2 separate regions of the Homo sapiens genome follow, and region 2 is linked to region 1. A link is an interaction called in ENCODE POLR2A ChIA-PET data of the cell type or tissue named here. Cell type or tissue: PC-3. All regions are shown on one strand. Each heading gives the region's core, and the rest is flanking DNA. Links, peaks and the distances in the headings are about the cores only. Region 1 overlaps ITGB1 (integrin subunit beta 1). Region 2 overlaps ITGB1-DT (ITGB1 divergent transcript).

What was found. Peaks named below come from ENCODE experiments on the same cell type or tissue, not always from the same donor. Only the 100,000 strongest peaks of a DNase experiment are listed, where the experiment ranks them.
Region 2: POLR2A ChIA-PET joins it to region 1 with 7 read pairs; 4 of 35 experiments call an interaction of 5 or more read pairs at or near these places.

What each region holds. Positions count from the first base shown.
Region 1 is chr10:32,949,488-32,952,300 of GRCh38, forward strand. The region is part of intron 1 of ITGB1 (integrin subunit beta 1); the gene reads right to left. Among named protein-coding and RNA genes, the nearest start is that of ITGB1, 7.3 kb to the right of the region's middle. In PC-3, for the core only: no CTCF peak of the experiment used is centred there; a DNase peak (open chromatin) is centred at 1,444; H3K4me3 peaks cover 2,044 bases; H3K27ac peaks cover 1,876 bases.
Region 2 is chr10:33,059,617-33,062,429 of GRCh38, forward strand. The region is part of intron 2 of ITGB1-DT (ITGB1 divergent transcript); the gene reads left to right. Among named protein-coding and RNA genes, the nearest start is that of IATPR, 56 kb to the right of the region's middle. In PC-3, for the core only: no CTCF peak of the experiment used is centred there; no DNase peak of the experiment used is centred there.

The DNA of each region.
Region 1 (2,813 bases), core at 34-2,533:
AAGAAAAGTTATTTTAATTGCCATATTTCATAAGTACAGACAAAGGTTTTGTGTCTTGTTCCTATAAAAGCATTTCACCTTAAGGTCATTTTTTACCATATGAAATTTTATCTAAGGGGTCATAATTCATTCCCTGAACAATAAACAATCTTAAACACCACCCACAAATAATCTCATTTTAGTGGTTAACCCAAATATGTGCAATTGTTTCCACTGTCAAAAATAGTGCATAATTGTTTTAATCTTCACTGTAAACTAATCTTTATCCATAAAAGTATGGTTTTATATCATGTTCAAACTTTTAAATACACACTCATTATTTATTAATTTTTTTAAACAATTTTACAAATAATTCATTTGGCATTTCCTTTTAAATTTACAATCTTTAGAAACTTTATATGGACTATCTTTGTAGAAATTAAACAACTACACTTTAGAAAAAAATTGTAACATATGTAACATATGTAACATGTTATGTTCATTTCAGAGTTGAAAAATAAGCCACCTAAAAGCCAACTCAAATAAAAAGAATACACAAAAGATTTCACAAAATCTCAAATCTTTTCACCTTAATAGTAGAAAAGATTCTGATACCTATAGAGGTATATCATAAATGTCTCCTAAAAATTATAATAAACTTGGATTCATCCCAAGTCTGTTCTACCATCATTATTTTCTGTATCTGCTTTTAAAAGGGGAAGAAATAGGCCAATAACAGATTTTAGTATTTAAAAATCAATATATTCCAGAAGAAGAACACAGAGCCAAATTGAAAGACATGAGGTTCCTCCCACTTATCCCACATAGAGAGTAATAAAAACGAGAAAAACATGAATGGAAGAAACTGAGAAATCTTTCTGAATTCTGTACCATCTGAGAGGGTGACATGTGGAGATGAGTTCCTCCCATGGAAAGGGAACCTTTCCCCTTACAGGAAGAACAATTAAAACTCAACACTTTTTTTCCTTCCATCTGGCAGGAAGAGGTGTGTTGGTCACTACAGAGGTGTTTATGGCCCAAATATTAATAAGCTAGCATTAATGATTAACAAAACTTCGCAGAAAGAATAGAGAAGAAAAAAAAGGAGACATGAAAGAGAAGAGGCTAAGGGATCCCAAAGATGTAACACCACATTTGAAGTCCTCTTCTCCTCTCCTTGACAAACAGAAAAGTAGTCTGAATTAGAAAACCATCTAAAATTCACCACTCCCACCCAGAAGAAAAATGGCTTTTTAAAGAGCACTAACCCCTTCTCACACAATGATAATGATAGCCTGGGCTAAGAAGCTCTAACAACAAAGGTTTGGCTGCTCCAAAGCTATAGGTTCACAAAACAATTTGAAATCTGAGAACAGCTCACAACACGGCGAGATACTTTAAGAAAATTATACAACAGATTGAAGATAAAATTCATCACTAGTGACTCTACCCGCCTTCTCCAGGAAAATGAAATATGGAAGATTTTTATCACCACCCAATCTACAAGTGCAAGGGAAAGATAAATAATGGATATAGTACGCATTGGCAAACAAAATGCCTAAAGATAATACGTTGGGGGTAGGGGGAGGTAAAGCCTGGAAACTTAACACCTAGGAAAGACTTCCACAGAACAAAAAGTGAAAGGAAGTCAGTGAAGAATCTTCTTTAAAAATAAGAGAAAATCTAGATCTCATTCTGCTCTTCAAGAAAGTCAGAAAATCTCAAATAGATCTTGACAGTGATCAAAGAGCAAAACCACAAAAGTCGAGGAAAAGTAAACAGAACTAAGGAAGAAAATTTAGGCTGGAATCCTCTACAGAACTCATAGACACCAAGAACAGAATCAACATAACAGGAAAATCACACAAAATTCAAATAATTCAAGCCAATGAGAAACGTTGTCTAATGGTGATCTCATAAACAGACAACTGGTACAGCACCACCACCACCACCAGCCCCTCCCTGTCCTGAAAAAAAAATAGCTTTATGTGAGAAACGGGAAAAAAATGAAGCATTTAATTCAAATGGGGGTAAAGGGGCACAAAATTAACTCAAGACTTCAGAGGATGAACGTAAAAGCAGAAAAATACACTATAAACAAAGCTATTAAGCCATAATATGAAGGGCTGATCCAAAATGAGCAAAAAACCTGCCCGAACTTAATTCTTCCCAGCTCCTCCTTCCACTCAAAAGGTAAGACATTATTACCTAGCAATTGATTGTTTTTCAAACCAGCCTAGTATGCTGTTCCTTCTTTCCACTCTCTATGCCTGCGGACTTTTTTGCCTTTCCCTGTGAGGAGGAAAGAAGTTGGGAACGGTTTTGGTTGAGAAAGTTTACTTTGGGGCAAGTTGTCAAAGATAATTGTGAGTGGAGCCAGCAAAAGAACCAGCATGATCAACGGTATCAATAAGCACCTGAGAGCAAGACTTATTCCCCGTAATTTCAATTAAGGAGAATTATCTTCTCAAACTGCGTAATTATATCCACTTTTTAAGCAGATCATTCCAAAATGCTTCCTTGATTAAAACTAATTTTGACCACATCTTTTGTCACATCTTCCTCTCCATCCTGTCTGTGGTGGAGTGCATACAGTATTTTAAATACATGATAAATGTTTTAAAACCATGATAAACATAGGAAAAAAAGTTTCTCATTTTACACATCAGTAAGCTGTAAACAGTATCTAATTGTTGGAAAGATAAAATATGATCATTATATGAAAGCTCTTATCAGCAAATATATTTCTAGGTGGTCAGCAGCTCATAATTTACATGATTACCAAATTTGCTTCTTGTTCTCCAACTCATTAATCATGGCCTTCTAAAACAAGA
Region 2 (2,813 bases), core at 172-2,671, 110 kb after region 1:
TAAAAGCCACTAAACCACATCTCCACTAGAGTTCATGTATTGTATTATTTACTACAAATATTTATTGGACCCAACTCTATGCCAGGGTCAATTTTATTTTACTTTTTATTTTTATTTCAATAGTTTTTGGGGTACAGGTGGTTTTTGGTTATGTGAATAAATTCTTTGGGGGTGATTTTTGAGATTTTGGTGTACCCATCACCCAAATAGTGTACACTATACCCAGTGTGTAGCCTTTTATCTTTCAATCCCCTCCCATCTTCCCACCTGATTCCCCAAAGTCCATTATATCATTCTTATGCTATTGCATCTTCATAGCTTAGCTCCCATTTATAAGTGAGAACATACAATATTTGGTTTTCCATTCCTGAGTTACTTCACTTAGAATAATGGCTTCCAGCTCCATCCAAGTTGCTGCAAAAGATATTATTTCATTCCTTTTAATGGCTGAGTAGTATTCCATGGTGTATATATACTACATTTTCTTCATCCATTTGGTTGATGGGCACTTAGATTGGTTCCATATCTTTCAATTGTGAATTGTGCTGCAATAAACTTGCATGTGCATTTATCTTTTTCATATAATGACTTCTTTTTTTTTGGGTAGATACCCAGTAGGATTGCTGGATTGAATGGTAGTTCTACTTTTAGTTCTTCAAGGAATCTCCATACTGTTTTCCATAGTGGTTATACTAGTTTACATTCCCGCCAGTCATGTAAAAGTGTTCACCAGGGTCAGTTTTAATATGAACCTGTTCATGACATTGAACACTCGTTCATCAAACATTTTTTATGGTAGCGCTATTCTAGGCACTGAGGGCGCAGGGGTAGACAAAGCAAAGGAGATCTCTGCTTTTGTGAAACTCACGTTTCTGCACGCAGCTCATCAGTGCGCTTCAAGTCTCTCACTCTCTGTCTACTTGCCTCATTTCCTACCACTTCCTTCAAGGTTTCGAGGCTTTTGGGGCATCAACCATTCATAAATGGCTTGGTCCAAGCCTGCAGAGCTTGTGAATGGCAGCCTCAGGCTCAGACTTAGCCCACCTGATTCCTGCGCTCATAGTCTATGCTCTCACCACTGCATCTGCCAGAGATTGACAAGGTACCTGAGCTTCTGTCAATCGAGGCTGTAGAGAAATATTTTCAGTGGCTTGTTTACAAAATTTCCTCTTTTGACAGCATGGCTGGCTGAATAACAGTCCTCCAAAGATGTCAACACTCTACTCCCCGGAACCTGTGAATATGTTACCTTATGTGGCAGAGACACTCTGTAGATGGGATTCATTTAAGGATCTTGAGTTGGGGAGACGATTCTGGATTGCCTGGGTAGGCCCCATGTAGTCACAAGGTCTCTTACGAGAGAGACAGGAGGTCATATGGGAAAGAAGACTCTGCCCTATTGGCTTTAAAGATGAAGAAAGGCGGGCAAGAGCTGATAGATGCAGGTGGTCACTAGGAGCTGGAAAAGGAAAGGAGAGAAATACTCCCCTGGAAACTCCAAAAGGAACCCAGCCTTGCAGACCCATTTTAGACTTTTTTTTTGAGATGGGGTCTCACTCTGTTGACCAGGCTAGAGTGCACTGGTGTGATCATAGCTTACTGCAGCCTCAAACTCCTGGCCTCAGATGATTCTGCCACCCCGCCCGCCTCAGCCTCTCGAGTAGCTGGGACATCAGTGTATGCCACCACATCGGGCTAATTTTTTTTTTAATTTTGTAGAGATGGGGTTTCACCATTTTGCCCAGGCTGGTCTCAAACTCCTGGCCTCAAGTGATCTTCCTGCTGTGGCCTCCCAAAGTACTGGGATTACATGCATGAGCCACCATGCCAGGCCTCCATTTTAGACCTCTGACCTCCTGAATCAGAAGAGAGTATGTCTGTGCTGCTTAAAGTCACTACGTTGGGGGTAATTTGTTACAGCAGCAATAGGAAACTAATCAGTGTAGCAGAAAGGTTTCCTCATCTGTGGAATGTGAGCTTTGGGCCAATTTATTCTCAAGGCCTTTCTGGTCTGTGTTCTAGGTCCACTGGGTTGGGGTCTTCAGCAGCAGATAGGATCAAGGCCCACAGTACTGACTGGGCATGTTTGGAGCTTCTGAAGCTCCCGGTCCCTAGGATCACAGGCATTCACCTAGTGAACAAATGCTTTGGGGATCAGTCAAAAATGCAACCAACATTTTACTGGCAGGGTCTTAAAAGCACGTGACTCATTCAGAAATACAACATTTGGTCGATGGATATGTCAGACTTTCAGGTAAATTTAATCAATGAACAACCACTCTTTTATTTTCCTCCAAACCAGGATTTCCTATTACATTTCATTCCATTAGCCTTGATATAAAGTGGCAGTTGATAGCAAGCCATATTGACAGGCCCTCCCAGGTATAATGTAGCAGTTACCTTAAATCACTTATTCACCACATGATTCATGGCACACAGAGGAATAGGTCATCACTGAGTCTTTAAATATAAAGCTAACATAACAGAACACTCAAAATCTTTAATGTCTGTGATTTAATCCACCTTAATTAATTAGAAGGCATGTGATGGCCTCTTCGCATCTTGAATCATAACCAACAGAGTATTTGTTCTTACTCTGATAAAGGGTAACAGGCAGGTGCTTCCAGCGGGTGGGGGTGGAGGGGGTGACAGTGCCTGATTTTGGAAGACCAGCCCCCTGTGGGCTTCACAGTGAGAATTCACTCCCACTTGGCACAGCTGTCTTCCTTTGATGCAAGGGATGCTACAAATCATTTTGATCAACAAACATTTCTTGATCAACTACTAAATGTAGAAAGGCTAGACATTAGGGG